Regions from separate parts of the Mus musculus genome. Here region 1 is linked to region 2. The links are chromatin loops, found by intact Hi-C in ENCODE. Cell type or tissue: left cerebral cortex. All regions are shown on one strand. Links, peaks and the distances in the headings refer to the core of each region. The heading gives the core; the rest is flanking DNA.

The links. Peaks named below come from ENCODE experiments on the same cell type or tissue, not always from the same donor. Only the 100,000 strongest peaks of a DNase experiment are listed, where the experiment ranks them.
Region 1: a loop joins it to region 2, with 5 times the contacts of the local background. A loop is called at or near these places in 41 of 42 quality-filtered maps.

What each region holds. Positions count from the first base shown.
Region 1 is chr8:36,186,614-36,202,524 of GRCm38, reverse strand. It overlaps Gm35520 (a long non-coding RNA gene), which reads right to left and starts at 14,052. Exons shown (of 4, transcript XR_870363.2): 1 at 13,856-14,052; 2 at 13,041-13,475; 3 at 6,568-7,828; 4 at 1-425. In left cerebral cortex, for the core only: CTCF peaks have their summits at 8,803 (motif pointing left) and 10,297 (motif pointing right); DNase peaks (open chromatin) are centred at 6,857, 8,849, 10,257 and 12,093; H3K27ac peaks cover 308 bases.
Region 2 is chr8:36,338,536-36,354,446 of GRCm38, reverse strand. No RefSeq gene overlaps it. Among named protein-coding and RNA genes, the nearest start is that of Lonrf1, 97 kb to the right of the region's middle. In left cerebral cortex, for the core only: CTCF peaks have their summits at 7,116 and 7,319 (motif pointing right); DNase peaks (open chromatin) are centred at 6,176 and 7,350.

The DNA.
Region 1 (15,911 bases), core at 5,184-13,183, 150 kb after region 2:
GGACTCTGAAAGCCAGCCTTCAGATTAGATCCAGCTCAAAGCCTCCAAGTTCTGTGTCTGAGCTGGGCATCATCCACAGTGTCCTTACTGAAACCACATGTCCATGATATTAAATATAAATTTAGAGTTCAAATGTGGGATGTTTAGACAGACATCAGGCATTGTGTTTTCCTGTGAAGAAAGAGGAACTTGTGGAGATATTTTTTCTGGTGTCATAAAATTGTTTCAAGAAATAACTATTCTTAATTTCTCTACTGGGTTCAGTTGGAGATTCATTAAATTCCCAGATTTCTAAAAATTTCTCGTATTTAATGCTGCCCAGAATTTTCCTTGTAGGGACACAAGCACCATCTACTGGCCGTGATGATCAACTGCAGATTAAAATACTGAAGAAAATTTTCAGTCAAGCTTGCATTCCTGTATAGCTATAGAAAAAAAAGAAAAAAAAAGTGAAAGAAATAGGGAGATGCAGGGTATGGTGGCTTATACATTTAATGTCATCACCTGGGAGAAAGAGGTAGGAAGATCTCTGGGAGTTCAAGGGCTACTTTGGCTCCATAGTGAATGTTAAGCTACGTAGTACCGGCTTCATGGAGATACTGTCTAAACAGATAAACAAATCTACAATATTTGCTTTTCCATATTTACACTTGAGTTTCCTTTCTTGCCTTAAATGAAAAAAAAAGAAGGAAAAGAAGGAATTTAAATGCAATGACAAACAAACAAAACAACAACAACAACAACAACAACAAAACTAGGATCTCGAGCCTCAAGTGGCCATTTCTTGTAGCCAGGTAAGACGACCACTGGAAGAATAAGGACAGCAACCCACCCACAAAGCCTTTAACTCAAAATGTGTCCTGTTTACGTGACATGCAGGGACAAAGATGGAGCAGAGACTGAGGGAATGGCCAACAAATAACTGGCCCAACTTGAGACCCATCCCATGGACCAAAACCAGTCCCTGACATGATAAATGATACTGTTATGCTTGCAGATGGGAGGCTAGAATAGCTGTCCTCTGAGAGGCTCCACCCAGAAGCTAATGCAAACAGAAACAGAGACCCATAGCCAAACATTAGGGAGCTGGGGGAGTCTTGTGGAGGAGTTGAGGAAAGGATTGGGGGACTTTACAGGAAGACCAACAGAGTCAACTATGCTGGACCCTTGGGGGCTCCCAGAAACTGAACCACCAACCAAAGAGCAAGCATGGGCTGGACCTGGGCCCCCTCACACATATGTAGCAGATGTGCAGCTCAGTCTTCATGCAGGTCCCCCAACAACTGGAGCCGGGGCTTATCCTGACTTCTGCATGCCTGCGGATCCCATTTCCCTAACTGAGCCACTTTGTCTGGCCTCAGTGGGAGGGGATGTACCTAATTCTGCAGTGATTTGATGAGGCAGGATCGGTTAGTTACAGAGGAGGAGGGCCTCTTCTCCTTCACTGAGAAGGGGCTGTGGGGGGCAGGAGAGGGGGCTGCGATCTGGATGTAAAGTGAATAATTAATGAAAAGAATAATCTCACTTCTCTGTTAAATTAAAAAGCAAACAAACAAACAAAAACTAGCCCTGTGGATGCGAGGGAGGACCAGGTGACTCTCCTACTGAGCTGCTTTCCAGGACCAGATGCACTGATGGTTTGTCTTTGTTACATTGTTTCTTTTAACATAGCTTCAAACATCAGCAGCTACTTTGGCTAACAACAGATTCATAAAAAGCACCAGGCACTTAGTCCTCTCATTCCTCCCCCCTCCCTGTGAGCCAATCCCATTAGTGGTAAACCTTTGTTCATTTGGACATGTTTTTAGATAGATGCGGCTCACTGGAAGTTTAGTCATGCTAAATTGATAGAAAATTGGAAAAAAAAACAATTGCAGCAGGAAGAGCCAGCCATATGCCACAATTTTTCATTTGTATGAAATGTCTCAATTGATAAATCCAAACTACCCATGACAGTGTTCCAAGATCCAAAATGCATAATGATTGATGTTAGTGTCTGAATAAAAACCCAGCGCTCAACCTCGTGCTGGATATGGCTTGTGTCCATCTTCACAGGCTCTCTGGGGAATGAGTCACTTGTCACAATGAACCTTTCATAGCTCTCCGTCAGTAGTCAAATTTCAACCATTTTCTATCTTTTTTTCAAAATAATTTATTATCAGTTTTTATCTTATAAGCACCGGTGTTTTGCCTGCATGTGTGTCCATGTGAGGGTGCAGATCTCCCCTGCACAAGAATTGCAGACAGTTCTGAACTGCCTGTGGTGATGGGGATTGAACCCAGGTCCTTTGGAAGAGCAGTCAGTGATGCTGAGCCATCTCTCCAGCCCAAATGATCTCTTTTTATTTAAAAAAAAATACTATTGGCTAGGTACTGACTTCAGACTGATAAGGGTTATATGGTTATACTTCCAGTAATTTATTCTCAGAGTTTGTCCACTTGTATCCCTGAGCAAGTGGGAGTTCGCAATATTCTCCTTCCTTAGTTCTCATGATAGCTGCTCACTTAAACTTAAGTCGTCCTCTCGCAACCTTCTCTGAGCCTTTGGCTTTGCAAAGCACAGTGGGACTGTGGTAGCCATGGTGCAATCTGTGAGCTATCCTTTCCAGGGCTATTTTTAAAGCCCCGGTTGCCTCTCTAAACTCATTTATGCAACAAACATCTAGTATGGTTGACCCTCCCTTTCCACAGTTCAGCCAAATATGGATTACAGAGCCTGCTCACTACATTTAATATTCCTTTTTTTATTGGATACTTTATTTACATTTCAAATATTATCCCCTTTCCTGGTTTCCCTCCCTCCTGGAAACACCCTACCACATCCTCCCTCCCCCTGCTTCTATGAGGGTGTTCCTTCACCCACCCACCCACTCCCACCTCCCCTCCCTTGATTCCCCTAAGCTGGGGCATCTATCGAGCCTTCATGGGACCACGCACCTCTCCTTCCATTGATGTATGACAAGGCCATCCTCTGCTACACATGCAACTGGAGCCATGTGTACTCCTTTGTTGATGGGAGTTCTGGGGTATGTGGTTGGTTGATAATGTTGTTATTTCTATGGGGTTGCAAACCCCTTCAACTCTTTCAGTCCCTTCTCTAACTCCTCTATTAAGAACCCCGTGCTCAGTCCAATGGTTGGCTGCTAACATCTGTCTCTATATTTGTAAGGCTCTGGCAGGGCCTCTCAGGAGACAGCCATATCAGGCTCCTTTCAGAATGCACTTCTTGACATCCACAATAGAGTCTGGGTTTGGCAACTCTATGTGGGATGAATCCCCAGGTGGGACGGTCTCCGAGTGGCCTTTCCTTCAGTCTCTGCTCCACACTTTATCTCCATATTTGCTCCTGTATTTTGTTCTCCTTCTAAGGAGGCCTGAAGCATTCACTCTCTGGTCTTCCTTCCTCTTGAGCATCATGTGGTCTGTGAATTGTATTTTGAGTATTTGGAACTAATATTCCTTTATCAGTGAGAACATATCATGTGTGTTCTTTTGCGATTGTGTTACCTCACTCAGGATGATATTTTCTAGTTCCATCCATTTGCCTAAGAATTTCATAAATCCATCATTTTTAATAGCAGAGTAGTACTCCACTGTGTAAATGTAACACATTTTCTGTATCCCTTCCTCGGTTGAGTGAAATCTGGGTTCTTTCCAGCTCCTGGCTATTATAAATATGGCTGTTATGAACATAGTGGAGCATGTGTCCTTATGACATGTTGGAGCATCTTCTGGGTACGAGCCCAGGAGTAGTATAGCTGGGTTACTTAATATTTCTATCAATTTAAAGACATAGATCATATGGGAAGGTATGTGTAGCTTATATACAAATAAACTCCATTTCATAGGAGATGCTTGAGCCATATTATTTGTGTGTGTGAGCAACAGCCTATTGCTTAGAGAGACATGAAGAACAAAGAGACAAAACACTCAAAGCAACCTCTACTCAGCCTTAAGAACGGCAAATGTACCTCTGGGAAACGTTCCCTATGCTCTGCTTGTTGGAAAAAGGAACTTTTTTTATATTTGCTGATACAGAGATTGTGCTCCACTGTAAATTTCTTAGAATTATTCAGGCACCAATAAGGAGTTAACTTGGTGTTGATTGCAGCATTGTGACCTCACACAAATAGACAGAAACATCAGGAGAGCCTCAGATCTGCTGCTGCTAGAGGGGTGGGTAGTAAGGACACTACTGAGCTCTAGACAGAGCACTTCAAGTGAACGGACCCTAGGGGAGTCTGCTAAATAGAAGGGGCCTCAAGGAGTCCCTGAGAAGGGAAGGACCCAGGGCTTCACTCAAAAGCCAAAAGCAGAGCAGCCATCTTAACATACAGGAAATGCCCCCAAGGGAAGTCAGGAAGGGAGGTAAGATGTCTCCCTCCCCTTTCTTTCGCTGAGAAATGCCCTCAGAGTATCCATTTTCTTACTTTGGTTTGTTCCAAACTTCAATTGTCTTTCATCTCCCATTTCCTATAATTTTTTCTGTTGAGGTTGTAAGGATTTCAACATCAGCTTTCAAATCATAATAAGTGGTTATTTCAGTTAATTACCATTTTTTAAAATAAATTTCAGTTACCATTTCTTATATATAAATTTCAAAGCACTCTCTCTTTTTTTTTCCTAACTTGTTTGGGTTTGTATAGCATTTTCTTCTGTTAACAAACAATAAATGTCATTTCTCCCCCTTCTGTCACAGTACTTTGTTGTTGGAGTCTCAACCATGGAAAGGTTATCCTTCCTAATACAGTCATGTCTCTAAGCTCTTGCTTAAAGGTAAAGACTCATTCTGAAAAGGCAGGCTTAGGAGAATGTGTTACATCACAGTGTGTGCTCACATGAACATAAACTGTGCGGCCTCCCCACACCTAGTCTCCACAGGACACCCTGCTCCCCACACCAGGCTTCCTATGTCACAGGGTTGACATCACACAGAACTTGATACCTATCCTCTATACCCAACAGGCTCCTCTCTGCCTCTTCTGTCAAGTTTTTAGGAAAGCTGTTTCTACAATACTGTAGGCAACCCCGTACCGAACTACAACGGGCAATACTGTAAACTTTCTTTGTTTCTAGAGTCCACGTGTGTAAAAGGACATCACTGTTTCCTAGGCATGATCCTTGAATTGCTAAACATAAGAATAATAATGAGACAGGGCAAACTCCCATAAGGCTTGGTGCGACATTGCCAAGTGGGCTCCTCAGACTGTGACAGCAGCTCATTGACTGGAGGATGTCATTTATCTACCCCTCCCCCATAGCAATCCCACAGCTTTTGGTTAACAGGAAAGTGACACTCTTTTTAAATTCTCAAGTTGATCTCAACCTTCCTTGGGGGTGGGGGTGGGGTTCTTCTTCAAGGCTTTCACTATGGTTTGAATGTGCAATGTCTCAACACAGGTTCTAGTGTTTCAACAGTCCTTCCCTCCCCGCTGACACTGTTTGGAGAGCTTGTTTGGAGAGCTTGTGCGCAGGAAGAAATGGGTTGGTTGCTACCCTGTTGGCAGTGGCAGCGTTGAGCATTATAGCTTGGCCCCACTTCTGCCCCAGTTTCTTTCCCCAGGCTACTCTTGGGAAGGAAGTGTTCCCTTCTGGTGCCCTTTCTACCATGATGGCAATGTATCCCTGAACTACTTGTAAACTAATCCCTCCTGTACTAGGTTGTTCTGTTAGATATATCTGTCGCCAGCAAGGATTCAAGTAGCTAACGCAATCTTAGGATTTCTATCTGACCTATGGTGGCAGAGAGGGCTTTTACATTATAATTGGAATCCGAGGGTCTTCTCCAGAAGAGACAGTCTTGGGCAAATGATTATTCTGCATGCTTGCAATGAAGGCCTTGAGAAGATGAGATTTTTTTTTTTCTGTTTTGCACGCTAGTTGTAAATTCCATGGTTTGATAGGCAGGCAGCGTGATGTAAAAAATACTTGAAGACTGGGTTGGGCAGGGCATATTCCAGGTTTTTGGGTTTTTTTTTATTTTTTTAAATCGTTTACTGATCACTCGAGGAGCAATACCTGGCCTTTGTATCCTGTCTTCACATTTCTAAGAAACAATAATACATAATTTAACTACTCTCGATTGAGACACAGGAGAGGATAGACTCCAGAAAAAATTTGTAAGTTGTACAAATACCATTGTGTATTTTATTGCAAATAATTGTGAGCTGCCAGAGCTGTTGGCAATTAACCCTGAGTCTTCTGGAAGAGCAGTCGCCATCTCTAAGCTTACCCTTTTGTGTGACGTTATCCCAGATGACTTGTGTATTCACATCTCTGCAGCAGAATACATTGTTTAAAAATGTCCCTGGGTGTAATATGTTAAAAGAAACCAGGAGGAGTGTCAATGGAGCTCCTATTTAAAAAGAAATTCCCATAAGCTATACTAAGTCAAATTCATAATTCCAAAAATTGGAGAAACACCTAGAAATACTAAAAAAAAATTTTAAAGATTAAAAACCAAAAATATAAAAACAACAACAACAACAACAAAAAACTCACATTGAAATTTCTGCGTGCACGTCCTTAATGCACTCCCTCCTTGATCCACCCCAGGCAAGTACTTACCATAAAACGCCCTTGGTACAGTTCAGCCACAGCCTCCAACTGAAAGACTCTGCTAAGGACAGCAAGGATTCCCTGGCAGAATTTCAAAAAAGCAGCAGGCAACAATTTAATTAGGTCTGAGTCAATAATTCTCCGTGCACCCCAGCAGGTCAGTAAACCGTAAGCCTTCTCAGCAATTATCTGCAAGAGACCATTCCTAAGGATATATCTGTCGCCAGCAAGGATTCATTCAGCTGAGCTCTTGGCAGTACCCAATTTAGGACTTTCGTTCATTTGTTCGTTTTTCTTATTTTTGGATTGTTTCTTAGCCTGGTGAGTGATGAAGAGTGACATCATAACTCTGCTGGAATCCTTGATTTGGGAAACAATGTGTAACATGCAGGAAAATCCCAAGTAGTCAACAGGAGAGAAGGGAGAAGGTTTTAAAAAAATAATAAGAATTTCATAGGCACTTTGTAAAATTCAGGGCTTCTGCTCTCTGAAAACTGTCAGCATGCAGAGTTCAGACAGTAATAGCATGGATCCTAGTTGGAACGGCTCACTCCCGTTTCTTTGTATGCTTCAAGTGGACTCCCCATACCTTTCCTGTCCTTGACTTCATACCTATGTTAAGCAGCCCTTGGAATATGGCCTGCCCCGATCAAACTCATCAATAGACTCTAAAAGCTGCTTTGGGTCATTTTTTCAGCTTTGATTATAGTGTTCAGCCTTGAGAAGTGTGAACATTTTGATCAAAGAATGTAATAATATAATAATGTCACTACATTCTGTAACAATATAATAACGTCAGAATCTAACAAGATGAGCATGGGAACTTGGCTCCCAGGTCCACCTCCTTCAGGGCACACCGCACTAGGTGCCATGTGGTCTCAGGCCTCGAGAATTTACTCACTGTTTTAGGGTTTCTCTGATTGCACATAGCAAGTCAGACACAGAATTTCATCCTACAAGGTAAAGATGAATTAATAATAGCCTATACTTTCAGGGGGCTGGTGAGGTTTTTTTTCTTACCCCCTCGGGATTACTCTTGTGGCCTAATGAGCAGGGTTCTCACTGCTTGTCCAGCTGATCTCGATAATCAGCACACATTGGTGTTTGCCATATGTAGAGCACTCCAGATAATATCTTCCTTAACATGCAGGTAGCTGGTGAAGAGTCGATGATGTGCTCCACCATGAATGTGGAGGTACCCTTCTGTTTGGCATCTCGGTGATACCTGGACTCCCTTTGGTCCAGCATCATTGATGATTTCATATTTAGGCTAGAGGATAGAGGAAAAGATGAGAGTTCAACGGCACATATACACTATGTCTTTATCTTTACACACACACACACACACACACACACACACACACACACACACACACACACACCATACATAGGCCTTTGTGGTGTCTCTACAAACATGTCTGTGAATCTCTGGACCATCCATTAAGAAGTGTCTCATATATGCCCTCCTTTTGAATCCGTGCATTTCTTTGCAAATGATGATGTGAGACTTGCAGGGTAGGGAGAACATGAAAACATTGTCTGGTTCTTTTATGACAGTCATGCTGGGACTCTTGAGTCATGAAGAAGTAAACTGTGATGTACCCACAAACCAGATCTTGTAAGAAGTGATGTCTCCCAGAGATAAGATCAGATGGAGGATATCTATCAGGAAGAGTGAAACTTGAAAGAGCTAAGTCATTTCCTGTGTTCACCTTCACCTCATCTTGGCCCTTGCCTATTGGATGGTGCCATGTCACACACGTCTCTCTCTCATGTATCAGGCCTCTCTAGAGATACCCTCACAGACACACTAGGTTGCTAATCCTCTAGGTATCTCTAACTTAGTCCAATTGACAGGGTTAACTGTCACATGAATCCTTTCAGAAATTGTGTTTGTCTCCAAGACTACATATGTGGACGTCTTTAAAAATAGACAACTACTAAGCCAGGCATAGTGGCACATGCCTTTCATCCCAGCACTAGGAAGACAGAGGCAGGCAGATCTGTGTGCATCAGAGGCCAGCCTGGACTACAGAGTGAATTCCAGGATAGCCAGAGCTCTTAGTGAGACCCTGTCTTGAAAAGACAAAACTAACCGAACAACCAAACAAAGACAATGGAGCAAATGATGCCAATAAAGTCCCTTGGTTCTACATGTACAGGAGCAAGAAGACAGAGCTAACTCCTTGCCAATCTGTTCTCCAGCTGGAACATTGCTATATAGCCATTACTGCCATCTGTTGGTAGCAAAGTTAATATGTTTCTGTTCTGGAAATTAGCTGTGCTCCAGCAATGGCTTGAAAACAATGGGTTTTGTAAGCACTGGTGCGTCTATATATAACGACACAGCTTTGGCGAGCAGTCAGCTTTTAGGAGACACTGTGGGGGTATGAGTCACTGTTTCATAAGCACCAATTGTCTGCATTTAGTCATGCGTATAGCTGATTTTGAAGTAATTGTGTTTTTGTAGAAATAACATTTTAGGAGTCAAATGAGCCTTAGAAACTTTACTTAACATAGTTAGACAATTTCAGACAGATGGCAATCCCTTGCTCTTTTTTGATGGAAGGAATATTTTATTTATAGCATGTAATTCCTGAATGAACTTTCATCCTGATGATATCTTTCCTAGTCATTATCCATTGTCTCTGCTACTGTTGAACATAAGTGAGTCTGAAATTACTCTAGAACGTTCTTTCCTTAACAGCATCCTTTTCTGATTTAGTAATTCCTCAAAATGATCTCATTTCTCTCGGGAGGCTTATGTCCTTCCTTCCCACTGTCCCCACAGGGGGTCCCAACATCATCATGTCATAATTGTGTTATGTTTATGTATTAGTTACATCTCCTCTTTCTAAATTGTAAGACAGAAGTAGGGTGATGTATCACTTCTGCATCCCCAGATCCTACCCCAGGGCCTTATACACATTTAAGAAATAACCCTGGAGATAATTGAAGAACCAGACTGTGTTCATTTTAGGCTTCAAAGGCATCTTATAAAATACAAACTAGGTTCTTCTTGTTTATGATTAAATCTCTGTTTCTCAAGGATCGGGCTATGCTCTGCCTGTAACCTTAACTACGAACAATTCTGTACTGCATGTTCTGGTAATGGCAATCATGCCTTTGTTTCAAAATGTTAATAAGCATCCTGTAACTGCAGCCCTACCTTGTTTCAAAAGGATTGTTATGGCTACCTTGTTATGACTACCTGTTGTTCTGACCACCTTGCAATCGCGCCTTTGTTTCAGGAGGTCATTGTGAGGAACCTGTCATGCTTATGTTCTGCCCCTATAACCTCACCTATTTTACCCTCCAAAGCCCCGTTTGGAAAGCTCCTACCTCTGAGCGATAAAAGCCTTATCTTCTGTTATGTCCGGCCAGCATCCAATGCTGATCTCTTAAGCCTCACCCTAAGGGAGGCAGCCTGTGTACTTGAACTTTAACAAGCTTGCTTTAATTAATTGCTTGCTTTAATTCACTTACCTAAGTTGCTCTTTCTCCTCCCATTATTGGGATTTTCACAGTGTCTGTAGCTGGTTCTCAGAGCTTTCAATCCCCATCACAGACTCTGGAGTTCCCTAGCTCTCTCTGTCTCCATCTAAGTAACTTTACAGCGCTTTAGAAGAGCAATGGATTTGCTTATTTTGATGGTGGCAGTTATTTCTAAATTCTATTTATTCTTATGTGTACGGATGCAGGAGTAGGTCTGGGTATCACATGTGTTCAATGTCTACAGAGGCCAGAAGAGGGCATCAGAGTTATGGGTGGGGTTACAGGCGGCTGAGAGCTACCAGGTGGGTACTGGGAAGTGAACTTTGGTCTTCAGCCTGTTCTCTTCACCACTGAGCCACCTCTCCAGCCCTGGCAGCTATTTCTAATTTGCTTAGTATTGAGGATAGGCGGTGGGTATCCTTTTTAAACACATTTTTACAAAATACATGTGTAAAGGTTTTAGTTATTAATGATATCTTATTTGTTTTTGCTAATAATCCCATAAAGTAGCCAAGTTTGGAGGAAAGCATGTTGGATTCTCCCTTCTCCCCCTCTTCCTCTCCTTCCCTTCCCCTTGCCCTCTCTCCTTCCTCCCCAGCCCCCCTCCCTTTCTCCTCTTGGTTCTGCTTGGTCTGTGGTGCTAGTGTTAAGGTTCCTTTTATCTATTGGCTCAGAGTCTTTGTCTTTAGATGAGAGGTTTGGCTTGGTTGTTCCCTAATCTTTCTAAGGGGCCAGATTCCATTGAGATCAGAGTTGGTGAAGAAGTGGGAGTTGGATTTTTGGGAGGTTTTCAGACAGTACCCTCAGGGATGTTTTCACCTCACCAGCCAGCCCCCTCCTTCTTGCTCCCTTGATAGCATTTCTACAGCCAAAAATGAGCTAGTTTCCATCACGAGTTACAGCGACTGACACGGGGACATTTCTCACTATGAGTTCATTTGTGTTTCCTTGGTTGATAGCTGTGTGTGCTGACAGCCAATGTCTAAGCTTAAGCACCCCCTCCTCCCTTTCTGCCACACTGTGGTTTCCCTCTCATGTAATGAAATTGTTATTTCTATTGTTTTGTGAATGCTCAGTTCCCCTCTAGTTAAAAGCTTATGAATATTCATTGCCAATTACCCACACACACAAGCACTCAGGTGTGTACACACACATAGACATTAACTAGGGGGAGGAGAAGGGAGGTCCCTAAGTGTGAAGAGTCCAGAAAACTAGAAGGGGAAAGAGCAAAAGTGGGGAGAATTAAGTAGAGAAAGAAACAGCAACAACCAGCACCCAAATTACAGTTATGAAGTAACAACAAAAAAATAATTTCTATGCTTGGGGGTCCCCACAACCAGGTCAGTCCATAAAGTCTTCCATAACCTGGTCATTCTTAGTTTGTTTTGAGACAGGGTTTCCCTGTGGGGCCGTTGCTGTCCTAGAACTCACTAAGTAGACCAGCCTGACCACTAACTCCTAGAGACTCACCTGTCTCTTCCTGGGTGCTGGGACTAAATGTGTGCCACCATGCAACTCTCTTAACAAAAGAATTTGGTCAGGCTTATTTGTGTGTGTGTAATGATAAATACGTGATATAAAGTTTTTCTGTCTTTCCTACATGTAGAATTTCCATCATTATGCTAAAATAAATGAAATTTCTCTTGTGTTTCCTTCGACTTCCTTTCTATATGCTGACATTGCAGCATAATCTCTCTAGGCATGTGGAAGCCAGCCTTTTCTACACCTGACCTTAGAATCCCATCCTCCTGCCTCCTGAGGGCTCCACCTTGACTACCCACTCCTCTTAGGTATTCTCTTTGTCTCAGTCAGTACACACACAACTTGTGAAAAAACCAAAGTAATGGCTGGTGGACAGGTGTGTTAGGAATGAAATTAAAACTGGAAGACTTTGGCAGCAAGGCATGTTAACCAACTGCTTAACTTTCGTAATGCATAGAAGACCTGTAGACACTAGAGAGCATGTAGTGCCAGGAGCAGGCCCATCCTGCATGTAGGAGGAGCTCCTTACTAGGCAAAAGACATTTAGGATGACTCATGAAGGATGAGTAAGTCATTATGCAACATGGAGAGATGAGTCCAGGGTTCCTACAGTACAAGGCCTACCAAAGAGGCATCCTGACCTGGTTTTCGGTCATGCATCTCAACAAGGGATGCTGTCCTGGGTGGGAGCCATCAGGATGATCAGAACCCTTTGCATTCACATCCACAGCCTATCATCTTAAGACCAAGAGATAGGTAAATCATGTTGCCCACGAGTGATATCTTGTATGGGATAATAAAATCGATTTGCAGCACCTGAGAGATGGCTCAGAGACTCCTTTGCTGCTCTTTTGTAGATGACCCAGGTTTGGATCCTAGTACCCACATGAGAGCTCCCAACTGTCAGTGACTCTGATTCCGGGGATCCATTGTTCTCTTCTAACTCCCATGGGCTTCTACATGCATGTAGTATTCATACATACATACATACATACTCATTAAATGAACATTAAGAAAGAAAGGCAGGAGGAAGGACAGACAGAACAGAACAGAATAAGGAAAAACAGGCTAAGCCAGGTAGTGGTGGTGTACACCATTAATCCCAGCACTTGGGAGGCAGATGCAGGCGGATTTCTGAGGCCTCGAGGCCAGCCTGGCCTACAGAGTGAGTTCCTTGACAGCCAGGGCTACACAGAGAAACCCTATCTTGAAAAACAAAAAAAAAAAAAAAAAGAAAAGAAAAGAAAAGAAAAGAAAAGAAAAGAAAAGAAGAAGAAAGAAAGAGAAAGAAAGAAGAGAAAAGAAACGAGAAAAAGAAAAAAAAGAAAAAGAAACAAAGAAAGAAAGAAAATCAGGCTTAAGCCACTTCAAACTCCAACCTACTCTCATGATGCTTGACTTTTCCTAGGAGACATAAACAAATGTCTATCCACCCAAAATAGGGCACCAGGAACAGACCCAAGAAACAGCTTGTCCGCGTCTAGCTCAGTGAACTAATAACTTACTGAGCTCTCTGACCGAAGCGTGGTTGAGGGGTTACTCATAGGAATGTATGAGACTGCAAGACAGCCACAGAGCTGTAAAGTCCCATGTCAGCATGGCTGTCGGCCTCGGCAACGGAAGAGAGTGTCCCTTCTTCAGTTAACCATGTACCTTCTGCATGCTCTACCATTTCAAAAGATGGCGAGCAGCCAGGGCCGAGTTTTGCAGAGCTGGGTGAAGGGTGGGTGAGGAGGGAGTGGGTGGAGAGTCAGGTGAAGGCCTAATGACCCTTCTGTGAGGGAACGTCCACAGGCCTGATCTTGCAAAGGCTTCGTGGAGATCTGATTAAGATGGTGATGGGCACGCAGTGCTGAGAACAGGGTGCCACACAGTTTGAAGAAGTTGGTGGAGGCTGGGAAACGTGGTTCAGCTTCTCTAAGCCTCCACTTTTTTCATCTCTAGAACGGGGAGCAACACTGACTGTAGTGATCAGAAACCCGTGTTGAAACTGGCTTAGATAATAAAAAGCAGTATTAACTCCGAGAACCAGGACTCTGCTCAAGGACAGCGTTTTCTAAACGCTGGTTCCTGTTCCCCCTCCCCCCACATACACACACTTTCCACCCTATCCCTCTCTCAGGTTTACTTTCTTTTTAACTGCGTGTGTGTCTGTGTGTGTGTGTGTGTGTGTGTGTGTGTGTGTGTGTGTGTGTGTGTGTGTGTGCTAGTACAGAAACCCAAGAGGGCAGGAAGGTCAGATCCCTGTGGCTCTGGACTAACAAGTGGTTGTAAACCACCCGCGGATCCTGGGAATTGAACTTGTGCCTTTAGCTCTTACCCACTGAGCCAGCTCTGTCTTTGCCCTGGTTGCTTCTCTCAGTTTTCTGGGCCGCTGCACTTCCTTGAGTAGGTTTCAATTTGCAATGATGTCACAAAGCAGCTGCACCAAAGCAACCTCCTACTCCTCATATGTCTCTTGGGGATGATGGAACACCCCAGAGCTCTGGCCCGTGTCCCCTCACTGGGTCAGGTGCTTATTCCTGGGGGGGGGGGGAATGACAACAAGGAATGAGAAGGGCATCAGAGAAATCAAGCCCACCCTGACCGGCTGAGTTCTCGGGTGGGTGTTTAACTTCGGGGGGGGGGGGCGGGATGGGAGGGGCGTGGCGGGGGGAGGTGGCAGCAGCGGGGGTGGGGTGGGGGGTAGGGGTGGGACCACACGGTGCTGACAGAGAGTAGGGCACACTCAAAAACTGCATGCCCAGGGCTAATGTCTGCAGTTTACTTAGCTAACCAAGTCATCGATCGACATTAGTACAGTCAGTACGAGGGTAATTCAGGAAACTTCCGTAGTTCAGTGGAGAATCCAAATACCTAATGTATCCCCTCAATGCCAGCTCGAACACTACACTGTACCACTGCACGCTTTCCCCAAGGACAGTCCATTCTATAATAGACTTGCAGTTGACTGGCACTTAGACATAACTGTAGTCGATTGTCAAGAAAAAAAAAACAAAAAACAAAAAACGTGAGTTAATGGCTGTCAGTTCCTCAAGGAGGACATCCCAGGGGAAGATGCTAGCATTTCCTTAATATGCTTGAAGACCTAAACTTTAAGAAATCAGAAGACCACCGGAGTCCTTTATGTAGACTCTGTAACCTTTCTCCTTCTATCTTTATCCTCTGAAAACTATCTGCACCAGCAACCTATGGGTCGCAATCCCTTCAGGGGTGGCATACTAGATGTCCTACATATCAGATATTCATATCAGATATTTATGTACATTATGATGCATAACAGTAGCAAAATTATAGTTATGAAGTAGCAATGAAAATAGTTTTATGGTTGGGGGTCACCACAACATGAGGAACTGTATCAAAGGGTCACGGTATTAGGGAAGCTGAGAGCCACTGACCTAGAACATCCTTCTCAGATCACGATTTCTTCAGTGACTGCCTGACCCGGGACACTGGACCCAGCCATAGCTGCAGTCACTTTTGTCCACAGTGACAATGGAACATTCTACCTTAGAAATGCAAGCTCTGGTCCTCCTGGGAGCGCTCTATCAGGTGGATCTAGGGAGATCCTGTGGGTCATAGGTGGGGCTGACATTACTCTGGATCTATATTAGTTCTAAATGCAGTCAGCTGACCTCAGAGAGCTGTCTCTGGCTCCTTGTGGAGAGCATCGCTCAGCCATTCCCTTCGTTGTTTTGCTAACCCATTTGGACTCTTTACCTTAGTGTTCTGTTTGGGCCCCTGAGTTGCTGACCCAGTTTTGCAATGTTTATTCTGGCTGCGGCTCTGCATTCCTTGGGGACTTGACTTTCAGTATTTGCCTGTCTGTACATTGCCCAACTCGCGGCAATTGATGCCTCATTTCTCTGCCCCACCCAAACCACAGGCTGAGTATGCACCTGGGCTACGTCCCAGAGACGATTCTAGAATCCACAGTCACATCTCCCATCCCTCTACCGTGGGAAAACTGCTGAGCTCCAAGTAGGAGGACCCGCAATCTGATGAAAGTGATTCCAGGCCATGGGAGAATTTACTAGAACCCACATTAGGTGCAAGGTGTATATTAAATATATTTCTGATTTTTTTTAAAGACATCAGTAACTATAACAAACCAAAGTGCAAGGTTTAATATTTGGGGTGTAAGAATCCCAGACTGGTGTGAGCCACTCCTTTCTGAAAGAAGAGATCTCCCCCACCCCAGTCTCAGAGGGGCCTGGTTTATGTCTCTGGCCTTATTAATGTCTGAATTCATGGATTCCAAAATGTTTAGAAATGTCAAATGTTTTCTGTGTCTTGTCATACTGTGTGTGTGTGTGTGTGTGTGTATGTGTGTTGTTAGGGTGCTATCACACATATGAGAAAGCCTGAGTATTCAG
Region 2 (15,911 bases), core at 2,767-10,766:
CCCTCTGTGAACTCCTGAATACAGCAGTGAGCTAAGCGGAGGGCTCAGATCTGGTGGGTGAAGCAGGGATCTGGAGAGCAAAGGGAACAAGAGGTGGGTTGCTCAGGGGGCTAGTGGTTTTAAAGGAGTGGACTCTAGATTTCAGCAAAGGGCTAGAAATGGTAGGTAATGGTGTGTGTGTGGGGAGGGCAGGGAGACTGCATTTGAGGGACAATAGAACAGAGCTTTTGATGATCGTATTCCATGATGAATTGTTAGCATGAATGAATGCATCAAAGAGCATTCTGGTTTTTTTGTTTTTTTATTTTGTTTTTATATAGTATGTCATAATGGCAACTAGACAATCAAAAAAGGAGCCCAATATAAACCTGGAGAAATACTATAAATCTCTCACAACTCTACACACATACACAGGCACAGACACAGAGACATAGACACAGATATGCAGACACATACACACACACACATGCATAAAGACACACACAGATAGACACAGACACAAAGATACAAACACAGATGCTGAAGACATATACACACATGCACAGACACACTAACACACACACACACACACACAGAGGAGATATAGATACAAAGACATAGACACAGATACACACAAACATATACACATGCACACATGCAAAGAGATGCACACAGAGAGACCCAGACACAAAGATACAAACACAGATGCTGACCACACACACATACACACAGGCACACATATAAAGATGCACATACACAGATGCAGACACACACAGGCACATGCACACACATACACATGCACAGAGAGACACAAACAGAGACACAAACACTGACACACACATGCACACACTTTTCTGCCCTTGGAAACATGGAAGTGAAGAAAACAACAGCCGTGTCCTCATAACCCTTAGATTCAAGTGAGTATACCCTGAATGAATACATCGTTAACATTCAAAGCTTGGGCTGGAGAAATGGCTTAGTGGTTAGGAGTACTTGCTAGGCAAATATAAAGACCGGAACTCAGATCCCAGCACTAGAGAATAAAGGTTGCCTAAGTATAGATACTTGAAATGTTTATAGAAATTGTCCAGACTGTAGAACGAAGGGCAAGATTTGATAAGTTCAAAGAATAACAGCAGCAAGGCTGGGTGTGCTGGCGTGAACCTTTAATCCCAGCACTCTGGAAGCAGAAGCAGGAGGCTCTCTGTGAGTTCAAGGCCAGCTTGGTCTACATAGCAAGTTCCAGGACAGCCAAAACTCGGTCGGGCAACCACCCTGTTACAGCTCACCACCAAGACAACAAGAAATAAACAAACCCAACCAAGAAGACAAACCAAAATTGTACTGTCTAAATACAGACTCTGAAGTTCAAAAAAACAAAACAACTCCTCCAAACTGTATGTCTAGACAATTTCAAGCATGGATCTGAGCGTTTCACAGATTAAAGCAAAACTTAATGAAGATAACGAGGGAATGTTTGTATTAATCATAAAAACACCAGACATATGAACTTACACAATACACTAACATCCTGCTTAGAAAGACGTATTAAGCTTTACGCACACGGTTTAAGTGATTTGTTTTTCAACAGAGATAAAGAGTTAGAGACCTAAGTGAACTAGTAGGTTCTCCTTAAAAACATTTTACTCTGAAAATGTTCACATTCAATGAAAGAAGACAGAGGGCTGTTGTGTAAGGAGCCTCTGCACCTGCACACAGCTCCGACAGCTACTCTGGCCGCGTTTGGCTCATTCAGACCCTCTGCTCCACCCCACCTCCACCACTGCTCTCTCCCTTAAACAATGAGAATATTTTAAAGTGAAAACCTTATTTTATTTAAAAAAAATCCTTATTTATACATTAGACAATCTAAACATGTTCTTTTAGAGAAAAAAAGAAAAATAAAATAATCGTTATCCCAATTAAAATCTTTTGAACAAGATTGCTTAATGATATGAAATACCCAAGCAATTGTGTCATTTCTGGTCAGAAGAGGCCACCTTTTCTAGGTGGCTCCCATGCCGATTTGTGCCTACCTTACCTTGCTGTGTAGAAGGCTTTTATGCTGTATTTATTTATGAGGCTCAGGGAGAGGCAGAGAAGTGTTCTTATTTTCTGTGATTACATTAGCCCACTCCCATATAAGAATGTAGGCTCCAGCTCTGCCTTCTCCCAACTGTAAGCCAATAGCCATGTGTCCTTATTTCAACTGAAATTCACGTAAGCTAAAAATTCAACACACTTTCCATTTTCTTGGTGTCAAGTCTCACTCGTCATACATGGGTTCTGCTTCAGACAATATTCAACATGGGACAGCATCACAGATAGTTATGTGAAGTATATTGTTCTAGAACAGTGGTTCCCAACCTGTGAGTGTCGGCACCTTTTGGGGTGGGTGTTGGCGGATGAACTAAGACCATTGGAAAGCACAGATATTATACAGCAATTCACAACAGCAGCAAAGTTACAGTCACGAAGTAGCAATGAAAATAATTGTATGGTTGAGGATCACCACAACACGAGGAACTATAAGCCTGTCAGAATCTGGAGTTGGAACTTTGGGCATGCTTGTGGGGCTTACAGTCATTTCTTTCACTGAAGTGGGAAGAGAGACCCACAGTGGGTAGAACTATTCCCTAGCTAGGGTCCTGTCATTTTCTGCTTCCTGATCGTGGCTGCAATGTGACCAGCTGCCACTTTAAACTCCCCGCCATGACTGACTGTACCCTGGATCCATGAACCAGAACGACCCCTTTCCCCTTATGTTGCTTTTGCTGGGGGATTTTTATCACTGCAACAGAAAAGTGAATGAAGACGTGGATGCTGTTGGGTAATCATGGGGGCAGTGAAAACAGGCACAAAATTAGAGGGGAGCTTGGCACTGTCTGTAAGACAGAAGATGACACAGGGTCTCATCAATTCCACTCCCAAGAGAATGTATATCCCAGCCAAGTGGTGCTCAAATGGCCAATCTGCCCTCAGAGTACAGTAGGTAATCTTTGGTAACACTTGTCGTGCTTTGTGATTGGGAATGTCACAAGGACCAAGGACAGTGGATGTGCTGCAGAGAAGAATGGCCAGCAGAAAAGGACTATCCCACCCAAGACAGCAGAGGTGCTGAGGCTATGAAGTACTGCTCAGAAAAGGTGATCAGGACGCGGAAATCAGATAGACACAGACGCGCTTTTGTAAAGGTTTGTGCACAAGATTCGAATGAATAAGAAACTTGAACTGGCATGACCAGTTTCAAAGTAAGACTGAGTAGAGAAAGATTACTTAGTAGAAGGTCTAACTGTAACTGGCTGAACAGCTGTGAGTGAAAGCAGTGGTCTTAGCCATCTGTGTCAGCACTTGGCCCTCAACCCTACGGTCCTACAGAGACCTGTCTTGAACAGGACACCTTCTCACTTACAAACATTATGGGGACCAGACCATATTTTATATGATTTAGTTTTTGAGACAGGGTCTCGTATAGCACAAGCTGGGCTCAAACTCAAACGCAGGGCAGAGGACAATGACCTTGATTTTCTGCTGCCACCTCCTAAGCTCTGGAATTATGGGCATGCAGCTGACCACAGTTTCCTTCTTGAAAAATACAGCTGTACCAGTATAGAGTGGTGCACTGATGTCTTTCCATCCCTCTCAGAGATGACCATCCTCCTGTTCTTTCATCATGTATGTGTGTGTCTTAGTTAGGGTTTTACTTCTGTGAACAGATACCATGATCAAGGCAACTCTTTTTCTTTTTCATTTAGTTTTTTTTTTTTTGCAATTTTTTTAATTAGATATTTTCTTTATTTACATTTTGAATGTTATCCCCTTTCCTAGCTTCTCCTCCAAAAACCTCCTATCCCTTCCCCCTTCTCCCTACTCATCAACCCACCCACTCCCCCTTCCTGGCCCTGGCAGTCCCCTACACTGGGGCATATAACCTTCACAAGACCAAAGATCTCTCCTCCTATTGATGACTGACTAGGCCATCCTCTGCTACATATGCAGCTAGAACCATGAGTCTCACCATGTGTTTTCTTTGGTTGGTGGTTTAGTCCCAGGGAGCTCTGGAGATACTGGTTAGTTCATATTATAAGGCAACTCTTATAAGGACAACAGTTAATTGGGGCTGACTTACAGGAGGTCAACCCATTATCACCAAGGCAGGAACATGGCAGCATCCAGGCAGGCATGGTGCAGGAGGAACTGAGAGTTCTACATCTTTATCTGAAGACTGCTAGTGGAAGGCTGACTTCCAGGCAGCTGGGATGAGGAAGGGTCTTAAATCCACACCCACAGTGACACACCTACTCCAACAAGGCCACACCTCCTAATAGTGCTACTCCCTGGGCCAAGCATGTACAAACCATCAGAGTATATCTGTCTGTCTGTATGTATGTATGTATGTGTGTAATTAACTGTAGCTTTTCTTCCTGTTCTTTTAACTAGAGCTTCATTCATATCAATTTTACGATGCTAAGTTAATTACTCAATTATAAGAAACTGGTTGCAACTTGAGAGGCTCTGAAGGACTCACAGCCCCCACAGCCTCCTTGTCTTTTCTATCATCCTCGGACCCCCTATTTCAGGGTCAGTGGTCCTTTTTATTTTAGCATCAAGTGAGCTAACAAATAAGTAGTGTCACTCCTGGCAATGCCACGTTTGGTGATTCCAGCTGGAGGTCCAGGAGACCCCTTCTCACAGCACAGATGACCTACAGAGATGGCTGCGTAGAGGACATCTCAGCCATACAATGTGGACACTGAAGCCTCCCACCGTCAGGAGAACCTGGGGCCCAGTTACAAGGTGGCTTCCTGAGGAGCTTGCTGTAGACGGAGATCCTTTTGCTTGTTTTGCTTGTGGATTAGCTTGAGTGCGCTCTAAGCTAAGATCCTGCTAGAGCAATATTTTTACTTTGGTTCAGAGTATAAAGGAAGATGGTCTTGACACGGATAGTTAAAACTCCAGAGAAAGGTCTGAATTTTGAAAAAATGACAGGGAGTTTGAAATGAAACAACCTCTCTGTTTCAAGAGTGAAGACCTTCATTAAAAGGATGGAGAGGGAGGGAGCTGGGATCTGGATAACTGAATGCTAAGCACACACGTGATTCCTGCCTGGTTCTCAAGAGAACGCATAAATGAAGAGCAAGAATCATGACGGTACCAAGCTGTGAGAATAGCTATACTGGAGGCTGGAGCAGGAGCCTTGAGGGTTGCAGGTTCAAGGACAGCCTGGGCAACCAAGCAAGATCTCATTTTAAATTTTAATAGTGAAAATAAGTCTGGGCACATGGATCCGTGAAAAGGGGCTTGTGTAACATCTATGATATCCGGAGTTTAACTCAGAGTGCTTCAATTCTTTTCATTGTTTCACGATGCTTTGAGGCATAACCAAATAACTAGTCATCAGCTCTGTCTTATAGAATTCACCCCACACCGGTGAGAAATAAAAGGGAAGATTAAATTCCGTCATGCATTAGAAAGAACCAAAGGGCTAGAGAGAGGTTTCTTGGTGGTTAAGAGCAGTCGTTCTTACAGAGGATCTGGGTTTGGCCCCCAGCACCCACACGGTGATTCAGTATGGTCCCTAAATCCAGTTCCAGGGTACACAGGGTACATAAACATGCTTTTGAGAAGAACACTCAAAACACAATAAACTACCCAATAAAGATTCAAGAGAGGGAGGGAGAAAGAACAAGAAGTCCATTCGGACCTGGAAGCGATATTCTAGAACATCTGCATGTGCCATCTGCTTAAACACGGTGATAACACTGGATACTGGCTCACTAGCACACCACTTCAGAGTTTGAATGCTTACTTGATCCTAGGCCTGGTGTGAAGTGCTTTTTGATGTAACCCAGATGCTTCCAAGCTCTTCGGCTTTCTATGGGTCTGTCTCCTTCAATACCAAGATAAAATACCATGAGCCTCCATTCCCCATAAAGCTCAAAGCCCTCAAACACCTATCACAATACTTCAGGAGCTTTCAGAGAGAGCCTCTGTGTGTGTGTGTGTGTGTGTGTGTGTGTGTGTGTGTGTGTGTGTGTGTGTGTGTGTGTGAGTGAGTGATGGGTAAGGGCAGGAGACTCTTGTCTCCTCTTCTAATTTCTTCTCACTGGCTGAGTTAGTCACCAGCTCTTCCTTTCTCTGCTGTCTTTGTGCCAGTCTGGAATTTTCTCTCTTCTGTTTGTTCCCATAAACTTCATCACACTCATGCTGGCAACATACTTTTCTGGGCAGTAGGAGGCAAAGATAAGTACACAGAGAACTGAAGACAAGCTGGAATATCCTACACCTAACGCTTCTCTTCTTTTACAAGAACTTTCCCATCTATATCTCCTTTCCTCCAAACTGCCTCAACCTTACATCCTGATCCCTGCACAAGATGAAGTGATCTGGACTTCAAAACATTACCAACATAGTAACCTAGACTTACAGAGACAGCCAAATAGCCTTGCCCATTGTACATGAAAGAAATACCGTCACAATGTTTCCTAACCCAGGCAGCAATTCTAAGCAGTCTCTCCAAAGAACATTCTTAGCCAAGTGTGTTAGGACATTCCTACAATCTCAGTCCTAGGGAGACTGAAGCAGGTGGTTACTGAGTTCATGGCCAGCCTAGACTATATAACATTGTATTAAGACTGTTTCCAAAGCACAAACAAGTGCTTAAAAATAACAACAGGAAGAAATGTGTGTTCTCCCACAAGCCTTGGCAACTCAGTGCGCACCTCAAGCAAGTGGCTGTCATCTTCATTTTGTAGATGAAGCAACTGGGGACTAGTATGGCAGCTTACCCAGCTGCAAGTAGCAAGAGTGCCCTGCAGCCTATAGACAAAAACTTTCACAACTTTATCTGGCCTGAAAGTATGAGTTTCCAGAGCCAGATCCTGGGTTTTGTCCCTAGCACTGCCAAAATGAAAGAGTATAGCCATATGCCCTCTACACTCTAGCGTCTATGCATCGCCGACAGAGAAAGGCAACACTGCCGGTGTTGAAGAAAGTGATAGCTAGAGTTTCATGGGCTGGGGGTGGGAGGAAGGGAAGACGTGAGAACTAGTCCAGGCAGGAAGTGATGGAGACTTGGACCAAGGGTGGATCAAGAACATTGGCAATTTGAGGGGGAGTAAGGACAATGTTTACAGTAGCTGCACATTTTTTAGTTTGAGAGACTCGTGTCATTTATTCATTGAACTACTAGTGGACACTTTGCTAGGCACAGCATGCTAGACACCAAAATACCAAAAAGATGATAGTCAGTGAAAATGATGCCTCTCACAGGTGAGACCTGCAGTGCACTGTCCAGCCAGCAGGCAACAGGAAATACCACGTCAACTGGCCTACAAAACAGAGATGCCCAGGGAACACCAGGGGGCAGTATGGGCTCAGCAACCGAAGGGATGCCAACTGCTAATGTCTACGAAGTCTTAACACTTAATCTGTCATTAATCTGTCATTGTCTTGGGTAGCCACTTAGAAGTTTTGGAAAGAATCTTAACTTATTCAATTATTTAAGCACAAACCTTCTCCTTTGGTGGGGGTTTTAAGCAGTGGGATATGTGAACTAATATTGTGTACCTCTTATGTAACAGAAATCATCAAAAACCTTGACTTGTCATAGGCCTAGGATGAGGGCCCTGCCCTTCCAGATGAGCAGATATTTCTAAATGAAAACACATTCCTGTTAACCTGCGCACTACTGTGTTTCCATGTTATAAACCAGTGGCTGCTCTTGAGGGTGAGGGCGAGGATGCTGCCCTCTGAATCTTAGGGTTTGTTACTGCTACACGGTTAGTGACTGAACCAAGAGCTTTGGGTTCCCATGAGTTTCCCATGCATCCCTTTCTGTACGTAGCATGAGCCCTCACCTTGCTTGCCATCCCATCCCACCAGATATCCCACCAGATGCCCGGTACACTTAGTAACCTCTTCCTCTCAAGCTGTTCCTGTCTTTTCTTTTTGATGAGCTCCCTGCCTTCCAAATCCTCACGCATCCCCTGCAGTAACCAGGTTCTGTCACACCTGCGGGTGTGAGAAACCAACCACAAACCAGCACAACAGAGGAAGAACTTAAGGAAGACCCCACCCCCACCCCACCCCACCCCACCCCCCAACACCACCACCATAGGACAGAAAAAGCATTGTCCTCTCTCAGAGGTACTTTAGAAAGACGCCATTGGCAGTTAGTGCTGAGCACACATTGTGCACCTGACAGTTGGTAAAGCTGTGGTTTGCATTTTGCTGTATTGAGTTCATCTTAATTGTTCAATCAATGGCAAATACTTAATATGTCTCTACTAGTCCCTTGTTTCATTTATCTAATTTCAAATTATTCAAACTCTTCAGGTGTTGATCCATAACATATTCAACAAGGTAAAAAAAAATAAGAGAAGCTTATGTTATAAAAAAAAATCTATCCATCAACACAGATATCTGTTTATGCAACTTAGTTGAACCCAAGGGGGGCAAAGAAAAGTACACATTGGAAAACTGGCATGAAGGAGAGAGAATAGATGAAAAAATAATTCAGTGGAAACATCTGGATATGAGGAACATCACAGAAGGCAACTGTCAATATTTTTAAGACAAAGTGAGCCTGACCCATTTTAGCCCCAAAGGCAACAGACATGATGCATGATCCCAAACCAGGAAAAGAAGTTGTTATAAGCATGAATTGCCCTTGGCACATGGTGGGACACATGTCCCTTCACTGCCATTACCCAGGAGCTAGGAGCAAAGCTTTAATTAAGTTCGAGGCCAGCCTGGGGTTTATAGCCAGACCTTGTCTTAAGAAAGAAAGACTGGATGGGCAGTCGTGGTGCACGCCTTTAATCCCAGCACTTGGGAGGCAGAGGCAGGCAGATTTCTGAGTTTGAGGCCAGCTTGGTCTACAGAGTGAGTTCCAGGACAGCCAGGGCTATACAGAGAAACCCTGTCTTGAAAAACAAAAAACAAAAACAAGCAAACAAATAAAAAGACTGAGATAATTAGAAAAAATTATATATACAGACTTTACATCAGACAGAGTATTATATCAATGTTACATTTCTTGAATCTGATCCTTGGGTCATAATTATGTAAAGGAATATTCTTATTCTTAGACTGTAATGGTTTGGATATGACCTGTGTCCGTGCTCATATTTTGTATAGTTGTTCCTCAGCTTTGGGCATTATTTCAAAGGGTGTGGAGCTTTTAAGAGGTGGAGCCTACCTAGTGAAAGTAGCTCGCTATGGACGGACCCTGAACGTCACACCCACTTTTGGCTCTGGCCTGTATCATCTGGTCTCCACTGTGGAGGAAGACTCCGTTATACATTCCCACAACCCATGGCTGCAGCAGGCCTTTTTCTCTATGTGACGCTTGAATCCCCTGAAACTAGGTAGCATAAGAAGCTTAAGTGGCATTTGTCATACAAGTCACAACAATGATACACATACATACATATAAACCTATGGGGAAAAAGACTAAGGCTGGGAAATTACAACAGAATTATGTTGAAAGAAACATATGCAGGGGATGAGGGGAGGGCTCAGTGGGCTAAGGAACTTGCTATGAAAGCGTAGAGACATGAGTTCAAATCCCTAGTACCTACATACTAAGTTATATGTAACCACATACCCTTATAATGCCAGTGTTGGTGGGGGTGGAAGCAAGAGGATTGCTGGGGATTGCTGGTTGCCAGACTAGCTTCGAGTTCAGAGAATGGGTGTATCTCCAGGAAGCATAAGATAGCTGGATAGCGACATCTTCCTCTGGAATCTGTACACCTGGGCCTGCATACATCACACACACACACACACACACACACACACACACACACACACACACACACACACACACGGTGGGGCACTCACACATGCACTTTAAAACTTATGTATACAGCTGGAAAGATTGCTCAGTGGGTAAAGGCACCACCATGGCTAATGATGTGAGCTTGATTCCCAGGATCTACGTAGTAGAAAGGGAGAAACAAGAACCGATTTGAACAAGTGGTCCTCTGACCTTCACACATGCGCCCTGGGATGCATGCTTTCAATCTTGGATGGTTTATGTTGTTGTTGGCAGGTACATCACAGACATCGATGATGTGCTATTTTGATTTGTCCTACTATTGATGATGTCCTTCAGTTACTTGACTAAGTCCAATACCTGTCAGTCTTCTCCAATGTAAAGATACTGTCCTCACCTTTGTAATGAGTGAGTGTTCTGTGTAGATGCACTTTCAGAATGATATATCCTTTCTCATGGAATTCATAATTTATTACAATCAATGCAGGTTTACAGTTTCCTATTTTAGACAGTGGATTCGGAGTCACCAAGGTTACTGTCCTCCTTGAGTTTCTGTCTTCATTGATAAGACACTGACCAGAAACAACTTGGGGAAGGGTACAGTCTGTCATCAAGAGAAGCCGAGACCACAGAGGGAAGCTGCTTACTGACTCGTTCTTCATGCCTTACTTGTGTGATGTCCTTATATCTCTCAAGACCATTCACCCAGCGGTGGCACCATCAGAACAATGTACCACAAGGGTGCCCACCCAATTGGGTGGGTACAATTCCTCAGCTGACATTCCCTATTTCCAGGGAACTCTAGTTTGTCAAGTTGGCAAAAACTAACCAGCAGCTGCTGAAACGCACATTGTCCCAGATATGTTCAACAAGGACTTTTAAAGTTTGTCCCTTTAATGTGTCACCGTTCTTCTTTGAATATAAAAAGAGGGCAGAAAGAACTCAAAAGGATTTGGAAGAGTCATGGGTGACAGAACTTATGAAACCACAGCAGCTACAGTGACCTGAACGGGACAAAGTCTATTAACTATTTCAGCATAGATGGGGAAAGGCACACGAGGTTCTAGCCTTGGGGAGCTACTGGCAACCAGTGACAGCTGAGAAAGAGGCCGTCACATTTCTTCAGGATTGTGGCCACCAGTAACTTTCCCAAGGGCCAGTAAATAACCCTACACACATACACTTGCAAGCAATCCAAATTAAACCCTGTGGTCAAGAGCAAGGATGAGTGCCAGATTGGGAAAAAGGTGGAGAGAGGGATTAGGAAACAAGAGTTCTAGAAAGAGTGGTATGGGCATGGAGGCGGATGGGAGGAAATGAATACGATCAAAGTATACGTGTATGAAGTTGTCAAATAAACTCTTTGGGGAGATACACATGGATTATATCCAAATTTTGTGCCATTGTTTTTAAGGAACTTGTACCTCTGGAGCTTGAATGATCTAGTCTGATCAGCAAGAACCTTGACACAAGTACTCCACCAATGCTGAGGGGTGACTGTATACTGACCCCCTTATGTGCATATTCTGACGATAACTGCAGCCTGGAATTGCCGCTAAGTTTATTTAGTTTAAGTAAATACTTAAATTTACTCTCTCTCGAATACTCTCGAATACTGAGAAGCCCCTGATAACTATTTGCCTCTCTACTTATGATACTTCAGATTGGTTGGACCATGCACTGTGTACAAGGTTTCTTTCCTTACCACACTGAGGTACCAGACTCAAGCTTTGGCTGCCCTTAGAGATTTATATCTCTCTCTTCATTGACCGACTCCCCACGCTTTCACGGTTTCTTGACCCCAATGAGTGGCCACAGGGCTGCACTGTGAGTCTCCTTTCCCAGTCTGGGCTTTGGCAGGCTTGGGTTATAAGCAGGATACATTAAAAATTAATGAAGCCATTCCCAGTGGTACAGAGGTGGAGGTTCCCTCTTCCAGGAGACTGGCTTATTTGGCACCACTTCTTATCATGATTTAGTAAAACTAACAAGGAACGTGGATGGACTACAGCTAGAGTTGAATTCTACAAGCGGAGAACATGGGAAGGTACGTCTCAGCTTTGATGCAGCAGGCTCGAGCTATTTAATCATCAAGATAAAACACATTAAGCTTGAAGTTGTCTGAACGCAAACCAAGTGGCTTTTTCCCCCTGAGAGCCGTGCTATGGAGGCTGGGTAGTGAGTGTGAACCCAGAAACTGGAATAACAGAAACTACTCACCTTTGCTTCACTTGGTTGTGGGATGGTTTATGAGCGAGCTTCCTAGATAAAATCAAGAAACCAGAGAAAGGGCTTCCAGCCAGCTCCAACTTAATAGAGCCATTTGTAACATCTGTTCTTAATAATTAAGTGCTCAGGTGTGTGGGGTCTTCTCACTGAGTGGCAGCTTCTTGTTCAGAATTTCCTAGGACCTCAGGATGGACTCTAGCTTGCGCTTGGTGGAAGCCATGTTTATTTCTCCTCTGCTCTCTTCTCTAACACTCAAGAATGCTCACATGATATAAACCGTGGCCGATGCTGCCATCCATGGCTGACTCTTAATTTGTAAGTTCCCCCCAGAGACTCCACCAGATGGAGGCAAGAACGTAGACTTGGAGCTAGGCAAACAGTTGAAATCTGTTTAAATAGAACTTAAATCCCTTCTATACAGAACAGCATTAAAAATTACACTTATTTAAAATTATACTTTTTTTGCTAATTTGCTATTAGGATGGGGCAGCATAAATATAAATGGGATGGAATAGTTGGACATTAATATGGGGGGCAGTGTTTTTTATTTTTACTTCTGACTTTAGAAATACACAGCCTTGATCCGAGAACACTCAAGACATCCATCTGCCCAAGGGAGGAAGATTAAGATTTCTATAAAAGGAACACAAAGAAAAATTAACAACAAAATGACAAATACTTAGCTTCTGTCATTTAAATTATGGTTTGGCTTGAAACATAATTTAGTTTCAATGAAGCAAAACATTTAGAACTTTGAGAAACATTAGAAATATGGTTCAAATGAAGCGAAACAAAAGCTTTTCTGGCAAAGCTTTTGACACACCACACACAAACACACGGGGGGGGGGCGCTAAATTCATCCATTGTTTTTTTTTTTTTTCTTCAGTGTGGTTGGTTGAACCATAGAGTTTTACACAAGAGGCCGATAGAGCAGGAGAATAGGAAGAAACCCCTCCTTGCCATTCCTGAGGCAATTTCATAAAGCATAAGGAATAAGAGAATGAGTTGGCCCAACGGGTGCCACAGTCAAGACACGGGATTCCTGGACTTTGGTGTTGTTTATTTAAGTCTTGGAGAAAGGCACCTTCTAGGCAGTTGCACACGAAACAGGAAGCAGTCCCTGACCATCCTGCAAAACGAAGCCTTGGGGTTTAGCCTCCCACGCCACTCTCCATTCATTCCCACATGATGAGGGCAGGAAGGAGGGGTAGAGCAGTGGCTGGGAGGCCACCAGGATGATGAGAGTGGCCTGCAGCAGACACTAAGAGTGGACCATCAATACAGGCCACTGTGCGGAAGAGAAGACATACTGTGCGGGTTGACAAACTAAAGGACCTAAGGATAAGCTGAGTTATTAACGCAAAACAGCATTCAAAAATGATTAAGTGACATCTCCTTAGAAGTGGCCTATCACAGTTCAAATACAAAACCAAACCAGAGTCCCCCTTCCCCACCAATGGTTGTGTAGTCATGCCTTACTGTGAGGAGGGTGATCTGAGAGACAGAAAGAACATTTTTATCCAAAGCAATTAATTCATCAGTCCCAAAGGGCTTTCGTATTCACTGGGAGGGTGAGAGTAAGGTTCCCACCATAGAGATTTAGCACTCTGTCCTTATCCTCTGCTGATAGAGGATGGAAGGCGGGAGGCAGGTCTAAAGTTTCTATCCTCTCCTGATGGCAAAGTGTCTGCTTGCAGTCCGTGAGTGGCTTGGTCACAGGCCAGTTTCAGACTCAGTTCAGTCCCAATGGCTTCCATCAAAATAAGCAGCAGAGAAATGGAGAACAGGGTCCAAGCACAGCCAAGTCGTGTTCTAGGAGAGCTTATTAACAGCCCATCTGCCATTGGCTCCTCTGCCAACTCTTAGTGTGCCTCTGGTGGCCAGGGACCAGAGACTAGGGGAAGGCTGGTGGGTTGTAAAAGAAACAAGCCTCTTTCCTTATCTTTAAGGGCTTGGTGTTTAAGAGTGTTAGATCACACACACACACACACACACACACACACACACACACACACACACACGCGCGTACACACAGAGGCTAATCTAAGAAAACATTTTGTCATCTTTTCTTCCGTGGGATATTGTCAGATGGTTTGTATCCACTTGTCTCCAGCGATGACAAGGGAGTCAGGCCTGTGTGTCACACGGTAATAGACCCTTCCTTTGAAGCACAGTCCTTTACTCCGTTGAATTCTTGGGATTTGGATCAACCAAAGGAGACAAAATAAAGCACAAAGCACAAGAACAGGAAGATGTGTCTGTGTTGATGTTTATCCGTGCCACCTGGAGCTGCGTCATAAACTTCCAGTGATTCAGCTAGCGACGCTGCCCTGCCAAGACAGGGCCTTTAATGTGCTTAGAATATAAGCTGTGTTTAATTTTTAAATGAAACTGATTAGAAGTGTATATGTTTTATTTACCAACAGGGGCCAAATTGCTCACTCGGGTGGGCTGTTGCTGTGCTGGCTTCACAGGTGCCAACGTCTATATAAAAACAACTTCGATTCTAAAGAGAAAGTCGGAATTTTCCTACTGGCAGCGCTCGTCTTGGTTAATTAGACGGTATTAGGAAGGAAAAGGTTGGCCATGTTATCTAGAAGAAAGTGTTATTAGAGACAGTGTTGTACCCTGAAAATGCTTAATACCGCACATTCTGGTCTCTAATTGCCATCTGGAGCAGATACTTGGGAAATTTTCAGCAAACTGATAGAAATAGCCTAAAGATGCCTCAGTTAATTCATCAATAAAGGTAAAAGCATCCTGATTTTTAAAAAGCATGTACGTGTCACTTGTGAATCACACTTTGAAAGACAAGTACAGATGACGGTGTCACATGACGCCTCTCTGTCAACGGAATTGCCATAAGGTCGATTAACATTTGGGAGTTGACTAACTTCTCAGAGACTCATATCATCTGTGTAAGATAGGGGTAAGAGCTTTTTAATATTAATTTTTAAAACAGTAGCTAAAAGGTCTAGTAAAAGAAATAAAAACTAGCCATCACCACTAGACACCTGTCAAAATGCACAAAATTTAGAACACAAATACCAGGGACACAGGAGATGGAGAAACAGGGGCCTGCAGTCGGTGTTGGAGGAGATGACGAGCTACAGCCATGGTGGGAGGTCAGCCAGCCGCTACAGAACTGGAGTTACTTGAATATGACCTGATAATCACAGTCTGCAGTACTTAGCCTAAGGCGATGGGTGTTCTCAACCTGTGGGTCTTGACCCCTTCGGTAAACCTCTATCTTCAGAAATATTTACAATTTGCAACAGTAGCAAAATCACAGTTATGAAGTGTCAATAAAATAATTTTATTATTGGAGGTCACCAAACATGAGGAACTGTATTAAAGGGTTGAGAATCATTGGCTAAGGTAAAGACCAAATCTATACATGCGCACACACATAGGCACACACACTCGCACACACACATGCACACACACATACACACATATATGTATACATATATATGAGCTTTATTCATAATTACCAAGACTTGAAAGCAACCAAGATATCTTTTAGTAGGCGAATAGAAGACTAGACATGCATGCAGATGCGCCAAAAAGAAATTAGGTGCCATGTGACAGAAGGACATGGAAGATCGCTAAGGCAGTGCCAAGAAGACTCTGAGAAAAGGATAATTTGCACTATGTGACATTCTGAAAAAAGGCAAAATTAAACATACACATATATGGAGAAAGCAGAATGATTGGCGGTTGCTAGGAGACAGGAGGAGGGGATGAATGGGCGGTGCACATTTTTAAGACAGAAAAACTACTATTGATGCTATTATGAGTGGATACACATCAAAACCCAAAAGATGCTCACCACCAGGAGTAAACCTAATGCAAAACATGGACTTGGTTGACATTGGCACGCTCATTTAGGTTCCTTGGTTGTACCAAATACATGCTGTAG